Linked DNA regions of Homo sapiens: region 2 is linked to region 1. The links are chromatin contacts, found by Hi-C or POLR2A ChIA-PET in ENCODE. All regions are on one chromosome and are shown on one strand. Each heading gives the region's core, a stretch centred on a gene start or an enhancer-like site at or near the end of the contact. The rest is flanking DNA. Distances are from core to core; before and after follow the strand shown.

What was found. A loop is a pair of places that touch in the nucleus more often than their neighbours do. ChIA-PET counts read pairs that join two places held with the same protein, here RNA polymerase II (POLR2A). Pooled maps may share reads with other maps.
Region 2: a loop to region 1 is called in a map of heart right ventricle, with 1.9 times the contacts of the local background. The contact joins two enhancer-like sites. A Hi-C loop is called at or near these places in 1 of 168 maps with a recorded cell type or tissue (heart right ventricle), 1 of 37 single-sample maps with no recorded cell type and 2 of 50 pooled maps. POLR2A ChIA-PET finds 5 or more read pairs at or near these places in 3 of 52 experiments (HEK293, OCI-LY7 and activated T-cell).

What each region holds. Positions count from the first base shown.
Region 1 is chr9:121,697,878-121,703,925 of GRCh38, forward strand. DAB2IP (DAB2 interacting protein) reads left to right here. Exons shown (of 16, transcript NM_001395010.1): 3 at 1,448-1,581. Among named protein-coding and RNA genes, the nearest start is that of DAB2IP, 49 kb to the left of the region's middle. RefSeq lists a silencer at 1,590-1,669. Within about 2 kb of position 2,419, at least 29 of the 41 ENCODE cell types and tissues checked have a DNase peak (open chromatin) inside an H3K27ac peak, as active enhancers do.
Region 2 is chr9:121,918,207-121,924,254 of GRCh38, forward strand. All of the region lies in intron 6 of TTLL11 (tubulin tyrosine ligase like 11), which reads right to left. Among named protein-coding and RNA genes, the nearest start is that of TTLL11, 170 kb to the right of the region's middle. Within about 2 kb of position 3,440, at least 2 of the 41 ENCODE cell types and tissues checked have a DNase peak (open chromatin) inside an H3K27ac peak, as active enhancers do.

The DNA of each region.
Region 1 (6,048 bases), core at 1,169-3,668:
AATTAGCCAGGCCCGGAAGCTGGGTGTCCTTGGGTAAGTCACTTTACCTGTCTGAGCAAGCTTCTTCATTTGCAGCAAATGTTTTTCTGTCATTTTCTGTCTGTGCGGGTGACATGAGATGACTTGTACAGCCCATGTTTGACCTTGTCATGTTGAAGATGGACAGATACAGCCCAGGGCCTGTGCCAAACATCCACTGCTCCTCTTGAACACAGAGAGGGCTGCCAAACTGACCCTTTATTTTGTGATGGATGGAATGTGGTATTTGGATTATGTACATTAACCTCAAATTAAATTAATATCCCACTTGCCACCTGGAATTGAGACTGGGGTGGGTGAGCCCCCAGAACACCCCCCTCTTTAGAGGACTCCCCCTCCTCCAGTTTTCCTCTCCCTCAAGCTGCCTGTAGTTTCCAAGCCCGGCAGGACACAGGCTGTGTCCCCTGGGGCCCCCACATCTATCCCGTCACCTGTAAAGGGAAGATTGGTTTGACCTGTGTGTATTGAACGCCTGTCTCCTCTGTCTCTGCCATTAGACCAGGAGCTCTTGGGATGGGGGAGGTGGGGGATTAAGCTCTGTTTTCAGTCAGTGCAACCTGTTAGGTGGATAAATGGCGTGAATAAGGTTCCCCAAATCTTGAAGCTTTTAATGGGGATACTCAGCAAACCCTTCAGCCCCTCGGGCCCCTCCCTGAGCTGAGCACTAGGGATCCCGTCCCGCAAGGTGGTTGTCCTTGCTGGGGTACATACAACGGTTCCGGGGAGGGGCCCCACCCTGACATCAAGCTACTGCCGCTCTGGGAAGGAAAGTCGCCCGGAATCGGGGTCTAAGTGGCCAGGGCACTGCCAGGCGCAGGCCAGCCGGCGCCTCAGCCGACCACGCGCCCGCTCTCATCGGTACCACCGAGGGCTGGAGAGCAGCGACCTCGCAGCGGAGGAAGGCGCTTTGTCAATCCCCGACGGGGTGGGGGGGCGTGGATTCCTCCAGGTGGGTGTGGGGGGTGTGACCTCGCACGGGGAGGACAAGCTCGGAGGCGGCAGGGAGGTGAGCGGGGCGGCCGGCCCTGGCGGTCCCCGGGGGTCTCCGCCCCTCCGCAGCCCCGCCCCCTCGTCCCGGTACTCCCCCTCGCCCCGGCGCCCGGGGGGCTCGGGCAGCCTCGGCCGCGGTCGGCGCGGCTCGGCTCGGCGTCGCCAAGGCAACAGCGGCTTAGGGGGCGGGGGCGACGTGGCGGGCGGGGTGGGCTGGGCCGCGCTGCGCGGGCCGGGCCGTCGGCGCTCGGTCGGCGGGCGGGCGGCGCGGGCCGCGAGCTGCTGGGGCCGAGCCCGAGCCCGGCCCGCCCTCGGCCGCGCGGCCGCCCAGCAAGGGTGCGGGTCCCGCGCGGGTCCCGGCCCGCCGCCGCCGCGCTAACCCCGCCTCCCCTTCCCCCTCTTGTCCCCCCGTGCGCAGGGCTTCCTCAGCCGCCGCCTCAAGGGCTCCATCAAGCGCACCAAGAGCCAGCCCAAGCTGGACCGCAACCACAGCTTCCGCCACATCCTGCCGGGGTTCCGGAGCGCCGCCGCCGCCGCCGCGGACAATGAGAGGTGAGCCCGCCGCCGCCGCCCGGTCCCCCGCGCCGCCGCCCCGGGCTGCGCCCCTGAGGACGCGGGGACAAAGCGCGAGCCCGGCCCGGGGCGAGCCACACGGCGGTGGGGGGACCCCACGCCGCCCGCCGGGAACTTATGGGGCCACCTCGGCCGGACTAGGGGGCCCGAGGGGAGGACCCTGTGCCTCCCTCCGGGGTTAGGTGAGTAGAAGAGAGGAGAGCAGAGGGTGCCCGCGGCGGCCCGGGCGAGGCCGGGCGCGAAGTCCCCTCGCAGGGAAGTCCTGCCTCGCCTGTCCGAGGTGGGCATTGTTTCCCGGGCCGTGCGGTGCCCGAACCGGGGACGGAAGTGGGGCCTCTGCCGCCAGGACCCATCCCCCTGCCTTGGGAGCCCCTGGGTATCAGATACAAAAGGCATTTTCGGCCGGGTTTGGCCGAGACCGGGCGCTGCCCGTGGTGAGGGGAAGGGTGAACATCTGGAGGGGAGGAGCAGGGGGCTGGGCCACTTAGGGGGCACATCTGCTCTAAGTAGGGCGCGTGCTCCACTGGGGGCTGGCGCTAGCAGAGCGGGCAGTGCCCAGGCCCTGAGCTGGGGGCACAGCCTGAGGCTGGGGAGCCAGGGCCATCTCCTCTCCAGCCTAGGCAGCTGCTTCTCTCCTTCCCTCACCTCTCCACTCTCAGGGGTGTCTCCTGCTTTCTGTTTCCTTCTCCTGGGCCAGCCGGGAGCAGGTGTGGAAATTCCGCGGGGAGGTGGCTGGTGGGGCAGAAGGGGAGAGGGAGGAGGAGGTGGTTCAACCTGCCGGGAGACGCTGGCCAGGGAGCAGGCTTCAGCTCGCAAGGGCAAGCCATCCTGTCCTCCAGGGGGCACTGGGCGGACACAGCCTCTCAGGGCCCAGGTCCTCCTCGAGTGGTGCCAGCCACAGGCACCTTTCCACTTAGGCACAGGCATGGTGATGGATTCCAGTGCCAGTTAGAACATGTCCCTGCCCAGCCTGTGGAGGTGAAAGTACGGGCAGGCACCGAGGAGCCTTTTCAGCATTCAGCCCGAACGTCTCAGACCACTGGCATCTGCCTTCGTAGGGCTGTGTCCGTGTTGGCACTCCCTGTAGGGGAGGCGTAGGTAGCATGAAAATGTCTCTCCCCTCCCCCTTGGTTCTAGCGGGCAGAGGAGTACAAGTTACAGCCCAACTCCTGCCCAAGGTTGAGTGACTGTTTAACTGACCCCTAGCATCTTCCTGGAGAGTAACACTTCCACCTCCCAGTAGAATGGCTAGACGTTTAATTTCCATCGTCCCAGAGCCGCGCTCTCCAGTGCATCCTCACCACTGCCTGCAGCTGGTTTCCTGCCCCAGCTGCCAAGCCCAGCCTGAGGCGGGACCCTCAGCCTTTCTCTGATGGCCCTGGTGCCCCAGGGGACCAGGCGTGCCCTGGCAGGAAGATGCAGCCAGGCCAGAGCTCAGCGCTGGGTGCAGTCACTGCGTCTTTGAAAATCTCGCTTCCCATCTTTGTTATTGTCTGGGCGGCAGGCCACCCGGTTTGCTGCCTTCCTCCCTCCACCGGGCCCCTGCCTTCGGCTGTCTTCCCCAGGAACATGCCCTTCTCCGCGCTTTCCTTGGCGGGGGTCAGGACCCTCTGCACCCGCATGCGGGGGCTTGTGTACGTACCCCGTTTTGTGTGCATGTGGTGGTTGTCCGGGGAGCAGGAGAGACAACAGGCAGTCCGGCTTCTGAGTGTGTCTGCTCTCCCGGGAGCAGGCGGCATGCATGTCATGTTTACCTCCTTACAGCGGGAAGCCTGTACCTAGAAGCCGGCAAGTGCTGGCTGGCCACCCTAGCCAGAGGTCGGGGCATGGCCAAGACGACCTCGTGCGGGTCCTGCCCCACTTGGCCTCAGGTCAGCCTTGCCACATGCTGAAGGGGCGCAGAGTGGGGGTTGGGAGTGAAACTACAAGCCTGTTTCTGGAAACAGTAGGAAACGGTAGCGGTTGGAGCAGAATGTCACTGGCAGCGGTGTGGAATTGTCTTATTAATTTTCTATAAACAAAATATGGCTTGGTGGCCTCTCTGGCACAGGAAGGGAGCCTAGATTTCCCATGGACAGGCAGAAAGACTGGGTTTGAAATCTCTCTACCCAGCCTTGGAGCTGAAATAGGCTTTCCCAGGACTGGGGTCTCCTGATTTGCTGCTTTGCTTAGGAACAGATTCGTCGGCTGCTGCTGGGATGGATGGGCAGAAATTTCTCTGGGGCTGTCCCTGGAGTCATCCTATTTGGAGTTCAGTGAGTAAAAACAACTATGGTGACCCCGCCCGCCCCCCAGCTCATGGCCAAACCTGGATGAGTGGAGCAGTGCCTCTCCCTGCTCTGATGTGGTGTGGTTGTGATGTTGAAGGCTGGGAGGGCAGGATGGGCTGTCTTTGGCTTGGTTTAGCAGCAAGGAAGGGTTGTGTCCTGGCTCCATGGGACCCCCACTGGCTGCCATGCCTCTGGCTGGGGAGAGGGTAAGTGCCAAGACGCTAGCCTCAGTGAGTGGGTGGGACACGAGTGGGAAGGACGGTGGGGGCTTCTAGGGTGTCGAGCGGGAGTCCTGGTCCCCATGGCCTTCCCGTGTAGATGAGCGGCACAGGGCACTCTGGGGCGGCCACTTGAGTTCTGACTTTGGATGAATCTATCTGGTTTATATGGCTGCTGAAGAGGCTTTGTTGAATGCTGTCTGCGTGCTCCGCAAGCTGCTGTGTTGGGGAGGTGGTTTTTTTGCGCTGGAATTCTCTCATCTGGAGGTTGGAAACCAGTTGGTTCTGTGCTGGGATTTTTTTGGCTCCCTGGAAAAGGAGTCGGTTTCAGGGGTGGGGATGCCGAACCTGGCTGGTTGGGATTGAGGGTTGCTATCTGGTTGTGAGGCTGGGGTCAGGCCAGGCAGTGCTTGGTTGGCACAGCTGGGCTCTGGGGGCTGGGGGCTGTAGGACAGGCTTGAGCCTTCGGACTTATTCTTCTGAAACGGCCTCAGGGGAGGTTGCCAGCTGGTCTCCACAGTCTCTGGGTCCCTCAGACACTCATTTCTTCTTCAGAAGCTTTGGCAGTAAGCACCAAGGACAGGTGATCATTTCTCCTGGGTAACAAACACATGCTGCTTGGAGCGCTTTCCAGGTGAAAGGTGTGCCGGCAAAAGCATTTTCATTTTGCACACTGGAAATGCTGCTGCTTCATTTACAGGGCTGTTTTAATGTTGGTAAAAGTGATATAGAGGATGTGGTTCTGTCAGCCCAGAGGATAATTTCCAAGTCATTCATTTATTTATTAATGTTACTGAGGAGCTAGGAGGGTCAGTTGGCAATATTATGCTTTCCTCATTCCTTCTCTCTCCTGATGCTGTTTCTGGGTGACTCTAGCCCTCCACACCTGCTGGGAATATGCTTCCTTTGGCATGCTACCTGTCTAAACTTACCACAGTAGTTACTCTAAAGTGTCTGTACCCCCATCAAGCTCTTCCCAGTCATCCTGGTGCGGAGCTTAGCTCATAAATGCAGGCAGCTCTGGGGCAGGTAGGCAAGGCTGCTATGTGTGGAGTTAGGGATCGATTCCCCCTTCCAGAGTATGTGTGTGCTGGCTGGCGTTCCCACACCTGAAAGTTACTAATGGTGGAATTCCAAGTGATAAGGGACTAGGGAAGGAGATACAGTACTTGGATGTTGGGGATGGCAGCTTCCAGGGACCCTCACCTGGACCTGGGTAGGCAGGAATCAATTCTGCCCCTTGTGGTGAGACAGTCCCTGGAGGAGGGAGAGTGAGGAAGGTTGATGAGGAACAGGGGAAATGGAAGTTAGGGTCTATTTTCCTGCTTTAGTTGCTGACAGTAAGTGCAGGCAGGACTGGGCACCCAAGTCTGGTGTTTCTTGCCCTTGTTCCCTCCCCTACTATAGACAGGGAGGGCCTGGTCCTTTTTTTGGGGACTAGTCTGTCTAGTGTGGTGATGTCAAGATGATAGTGCAGTTTAGACAATTGCCAGGAGTCATGGGATGTATGTGATCTTTGGATTTGAAGCCAAGCATTCCTGGGGCAAGTCACGTAACCTTTTGCAGCCTCAGTTTGCTCATCTGCAGAATGGGCATCATGATAATCATGTTGTTGAAGACATTAACATTAATACATTTAGCACACTTTTCATAGAAATTTTCTGGTTCAGTGCTGTTTTCTTAGCATTTAACACTGGGTCTTGCACATTTCTTAAATGTTTCTAAAATTTAATTAAATAATGTGTGAAAGAGGTTAGATTAATATGTCATAGGTTTTCAGTTAATATTGGTAGGGTTAAGTCACCTCGTCTTGGTAAGCCTCAGTTTTCTCATCCACAGTGTGGGAATAATAAGCAATCATGTGGCCTCATCCTGAGGTTCAAGAGATAATAGATGTTGCTGTGCCTGGTAAGGTGATTCGAGCTTAAGATGGGTCATTATTGCCTTAAACTTAAGAA
Region 2 (6,048 bases), core at 2,190-4,689, 220 kb after region 1:
ATCTTTGGCAGAGGGCTGGGCCATGAATGTGCAGAGTGAGACTCTGTGAGGCCTAACGGAGAGGCTGCTACAGGGTAGAGCATTGACCAGAGAAACCAGAAGTCACAGAGTGATGGGAAATGTCAGAGTGAAGGTGGGGAGATTTCGATGCCACTGGAACATGTGTCCCAAGAGGGTAGCAACTGCCATCTGTTGTCATGCCTGATGTACCCCCAGACTCCAAAATGATGCCATTCCCATAGGAGATGTGTAATGCTTATTTAAATGGTGTCACCTAAGCTGGGTCTAGGGCAGATGGCATTAAGGACAAGGTAGGGGCTGTCCAAGGAGTTCAGATTGGGGAGGGATCTGGCTCCAGGGACTGCAGGGCCAAGGCACTTAGGAGTGGGGAGGCATCATTAGAGATAAATTTAAAAATGCATTCATTCATCCATTTCACTTCATTTCTTCTCTGACCCATCTTGCTACCACAAAGAACATGAAATAATAACCAAACACTGGAAATAACCCATGTCATCAATCACAGAATGTAGAAATAAACTGTGGGAATATTCACAAGATGTAATTCCACACAACAATGAAAATGAATGAACTTCTGCTAAACCCAACAACACAGATGAATGTCACTAACAAGTGTTGAGTGAGGGAAGCCAGATACAAAACAGTACATACAGTATGGCAGCATTAATATGTAAAGTTCAAAAACACGCCAAGTAACAGATGAGGTTAGAAACCAGTATGATGGTTACCCGTGGGGCTAGTGGAGAGGGTATGTGCAAGGCTTCTGGGGTCCTGGTAATGTTCTATTTCTTGTCCTTGATTGGGTTACCCCAGTATGTTCATTCTATGACAACACACTGAGCAGTGCTCTTATGAATTATGCACTATGAATAGAAAGTGTCAACAAAAAGGTAAATGTCCACCTGACATATTTTACAAGATCAGAAGCTAGGCTAAATGATGGGGATAATGGGGGCTCATTTAATTAATTATACATTTCAGAAAGTCCATTTTTGTATATTTCAATAAAATCATTATTAAATAACTTTAAAGATGGCAATATAACTTCAGGAGGTTTATCCCTTTCAAATACTTGAGAATATGGATTTTAAAAAGAAACACATACATGCTGTTTAAAAAAAGGATGTGAAGTGGCTTACACAGATAGGTAGACATAGATAAAATGCCTTAAAATGAACATGGAAATAGGAGGAAAGGAAGAGCAAGGGTAGAATAAAAACAGAAGGTTAAAGACAAACACAAAGAGGCATAACGCTTCAAGGGCCTGCACAGTTGTTGCGGAGGTCCTGAGAGTGAGGGCACAAATATGGCTGCAGGCTTCCTGGTAGCCAAAGGAAAGAAGGAAAGAGAACAGTTCAAAGATTCGCTTTGTCCACAGATGTTGTAATATGGAAGACAGTTGCTCAGAAGTCCAGCTTGTCCTGCAAGTGGGGCCCAAGAGAAATTTCCCCTGTGGGGAGACAGTGAGTAATACAGAGCATGAGGTCCACAAGAATATCCTAAGCCAGGTACAGCAGCTCATGCTTGTAATCCCAGCATCTTGGGAGTCTGAGAGGGAAGGATCACTTGAGGCCAGGAGTTCAAAACCAGCCTGGGCAACATAGTGAGACCCTCATCTCTAAAAAAAAAAAAAAAAAAAAAAAGGAAATATCCTAATATTAACACTAACAGTGATGACAATGTTAACAATAATAGCTAACACTTTAATACTGTTTAACTTTGTGCCAAGCACGGTTTGAAGTTCTTTGCATGCATTATAGTAAATTTAAAATCAATGTTTTTTAGGCTGAGTGTGGTGGCTCATGCCTGTAATCCTAGCACTCAAGCACTTTGGGAGACTGAGGTGGGCAGATTGCTTGAGCTCAGGTATTCAAGACCAGCCTGGGCAACATGGCAAAACACCATCTCCAAAAAAAATACAAAACATTTGCCAGGTGTGGTGGCGCATGCCTATAGTCCCAGCTACTCAGGAGGCTAAGGTGGGAGAATCACCTGAGGCTGGGAGGTCGAGGCTGCAGTGAGCCAAGATTGCACGACTGCACTCCAGCCTGGTGACAAGGTGAGACTCTGTTTAAAAAAAATTTTTTTTTATAAATTCAATGTTTCTGGTAATGTCTCCCATTGCAGGGTAGCACAAAAGCAGAGCCAGGAAAGGCAGCTGGAACAATGGTATCAAGGAGCAAAGCTCTCTGATGGTTTGGCTTGATCCAATGATCTAAACCAGATGAGCTCCATATCTCTCTGGTAAACGATGAAGGACGTCACTAGGCAGCAAATCATCGGGAAGCAAATAGCCCATCTTGCACATTTAGACCTAGTCTATTTTCTTTGACAGATAATCAAACCAAAGGTAAGGTTGACATCCTTTTCTAAAGTGAGGTACCTAATAAGCTTCGTACCTGAAGAGATGGCCACCTCATCTCTACAGGAGTGGGCCAAGGTAGGATCTGTGGGCAAGGCCAAGATTCACCTCTGGAAACTGTTCTATGTCTGCTCTAACACAAGGACAATTGGATAAGACTCTATCCCCTGAGTTTATACCACCAAATATGGCCATGATCATTTCAGTCTTGTGAAGACCATGAAGACGAGCAGCCTCCCTTGCAGGGAAGGAATTGTTCTCAAAGAGGGAGGAGCATCCTTACCCACTACAGAGGGCCTAGGACCGCTTTGCCTGGGGAAGGTAAGAAGAGAGAGCGTCTAGCTAATGCACAACAACCTGGAATAATACATCCTCATGCTTTTGAGTTATTTTGACTTCTGCCAACAAGTTTCTAACAATCTTAAAGTTAACTCATAAACTTAATCTTTGTTAACAGATGGATTTATCCAAGGATGAATTAAGAGAGGTGAATTTTTTAGTCATTCATTCATTCAAATATTTACTGACCAATCAAAGAGGAAGACACCAGTGGAAAACCCTCACTGGTGGTATGCAAAAGACGTCCGTCAGATCACACATCTGTCCTTCAGGGAATTGAGTCTAATTCACTGGTTTTACTAGCCAGTTCCTTCTTTCCTTGACTCGACAAACATGAGTTTCATGCCTGTTTTGTGCCAAGAAGTATTCATATCACAAGGCCAGTAGGCAGAGATACAAGTAATGTCCTGAAGGTGCTTAGATTAAGGAGCAATTAACCCAGTGGAGGCAGGGGGGTGAACAGAGCTTCAAGGAAGAGGGGACAGCAGAGCCCAACTCCCGAGAATCATGAGATTTGTTTTATAAAAAAAACTCGCCACAGGATTCCTCTAAGTAACAATTTTTTTTCCTAGTGCCTTTCAATTATGCCTGGACTGATTTACACACCCTTTCAGAAGCACAGCTGTTGTGTAAATTAAACCTCAGTAATCCCTCCCCAGTGCTGAGTCCCCCTTAGGAGAAATTCTGGCACCTGCTGATTTATTTCTGTGTACTTTCTCAGCACCTTGAGGATTTCAGCTTTAGTAATCACAAGTTATGAGTCACTCCAATTGGGGATAGTTAGACAAAGAGGGAGCAGGGGATTGAAAATAGAGAATGGAAGCAAAGCAGATGGTGGAGAAGGGTAGAGAGGCCTGCAAGGAAGCCTTGGGCTAGATAGAGGGAAGTAATCCTAAGCTTTAGATGTTCACAGCCGCCTCCTCAGGTAGAAGGAAGAAGAGCTGGGAAATGAAAAAAAGAGGCTGATGGTCTGCCCTGAAGAACCCTTCTCTGAGCCCACGGAGGAACCCGGGAAGCCTGACACAGTCACAGACTGAAAACTTTTCATCTGTGCTTCAAGGATCATGAGATAACATCTTCAAGGAGCTTAGCACACAACCTGGCGACTGGTCAGCACTTTCTAACTGCCAGCTGCTGCTGCTGCTGCTGTTGTTCCTCAACTTCAACTCCTCAGTCCAGGGGAAATTTCAGGACAAACCCGTTAGGTTGAACCAGCCAAGGAGGGACAACTCTATCTCTACCCAGAACCATATACTGATAATCCCTAGGAAACTTCTTTAGACCATAAGAATGTCGCCCTTGTCTGTTTACATTTTATTGATACTCTTTTTAAAAGATTTAATATAAGTATGTTGTTGTCCCATGATTTCCCTTTCTGTGTGTGCATCTATACTTATCATCTGTGGCCCTGGTGCCAAGTCATCACCTCAGGTGTCAATGTTGAATTTTTAATGTTGCATTTCTCATTAGAGTCTCTGAAGGAATTCTTGGGGTCCGGGAATGCTCAAGTTTGTGAATTGCTACATTAGACTGATAACTACCTTGAGAGCAAGCTGACCTTGGGCCAGAGGAGACATAAAACACCCAGTGACACTCTAGTGCCCCTAGAATTAGTAGAAAGATCGCATTTGCTAACCACAAGTGTGAGACTCACAAAGGGTAAAATGGATTTTTTTCTCACTTGGAAGAAATGACTCCAATTCTGGAAATCCTATAGCAGCCCCTGCTGTCACCATGATAATGAGAGAGTATGTTAGAGCCCCAAGCAGGCCCCGTAACCTAGTCATGTCCAAAAAGCTTTTATTTTAGCGCAAAGGGTCAATATCTATTCAGTGTGTGTGTGTGTGTGTGTGTGTGTGCATGCACATGTGTATATCAAACCTCAAAATCCCAAAGGTTAAGTGGACAAGGGATATAAACAGATAATTTCCCAGTACTATAAAATGAAACATAAATAGTAAATACAAACAGTTATATGGAAACACGGCCACCCTCATTAACAACCAAAGACATGCACATTTCAAAACCACCTTACACATGCTAAGTTAGCACTTACTTTTAGAAAGTCAACACCTAATGCTTTGCAGGTGAAGGGGCACGCATGGGCATTAAAGGTGGCAAAGGCAACAATTATAACTCACCCTTTGGGTTAAAGCAAAATGGGACTTTGCATGAGGATCTTCAGAGATATTCATTCCCTTTAGCCCTGTGATTCTAGAGCTGGGTTTTATTTAAAGAAGAACAAAATTGAGTACCACATAAATGTCTGATTACGGGGATAAATTATGGTACAACTGCACCCTAGGATGTTCTCTATTCACTAAGATGATTATGAGGATTGCATAGCAATGTGCGGAAAAGTTTATGCCATAATATCATCCAAAAGCCGGTAGAACTCGAATAGCTTGTACGTTACAAGAAAACATTAAAGCTACATCTGCAGGTGGACAGGGTCTAGAAGAGCTTAAAATTGCTGGTAGAAGTTAGGGTTGGAGTATTTTTTTCCATTTTTTTCAATTTTGTTTTTAACATAACCATTGTAATTTTTGAAAATACCTTACTGTTGTTTGTTCCAAAACTGCAAAAAGACCCCTTTAAAATCAAGTGAAATCAGTGCTTATGAAGACAACCTCTGAGCCAGGCATTGTTCCAGGTGCTTTAAAAACCATATTCATCTTTTAATGTACCTCATTTTACAGGTAAAGAAGTTGGGGTTTGGTAAGAGTAAGTGGCTTGCTCTGCTCATAGAGGCTGACAGAAGTTATGAAGTTTCCAGCCTTGGTCAGTCTGGCTCAAGCCTGAGCTTTCCTTCCAACATCACACTGACTCTCTTTCGCTCCCAGGAAAGTGATACTCTGGTTTTCATCCTCAACTGAAAGAATTCATTTTTTTTAACTGCATTTGCTTTTGTGCTAGAGAAGTGATATGGTTTGGCTGTGTCCCCACCCAAATTTCATCTTGAGTTGTAGCTCCCATAATTCCCGTATGTTATGGGAGGGACCCAGTGGGAGATAATTGAATCATGGCTGCCATATCTTATGAGACTTATTAAGGGGAAAACCCTTTTGCTTGGCTCTCATTCTCTCTTGCCTGCTGACATGTAAGACGTGCCTTCCACCATGATTGTGAGGCTTCCCCAGCCACGTGGAACTGTGATTCCATGAAACCTCTTTTTCTTTATAAATTACCCAGTCTCAGGTATGTCTTTATCAGCAGCACGAAAACGGACTAATATAAGAAGTAATTGGCTTTCTGGAAAGCCTTCCCAGACACCCTCAAGTGGAGTTAACCGCTGCCTCTTTCATGCTTTCAGTACTCAGTACAGT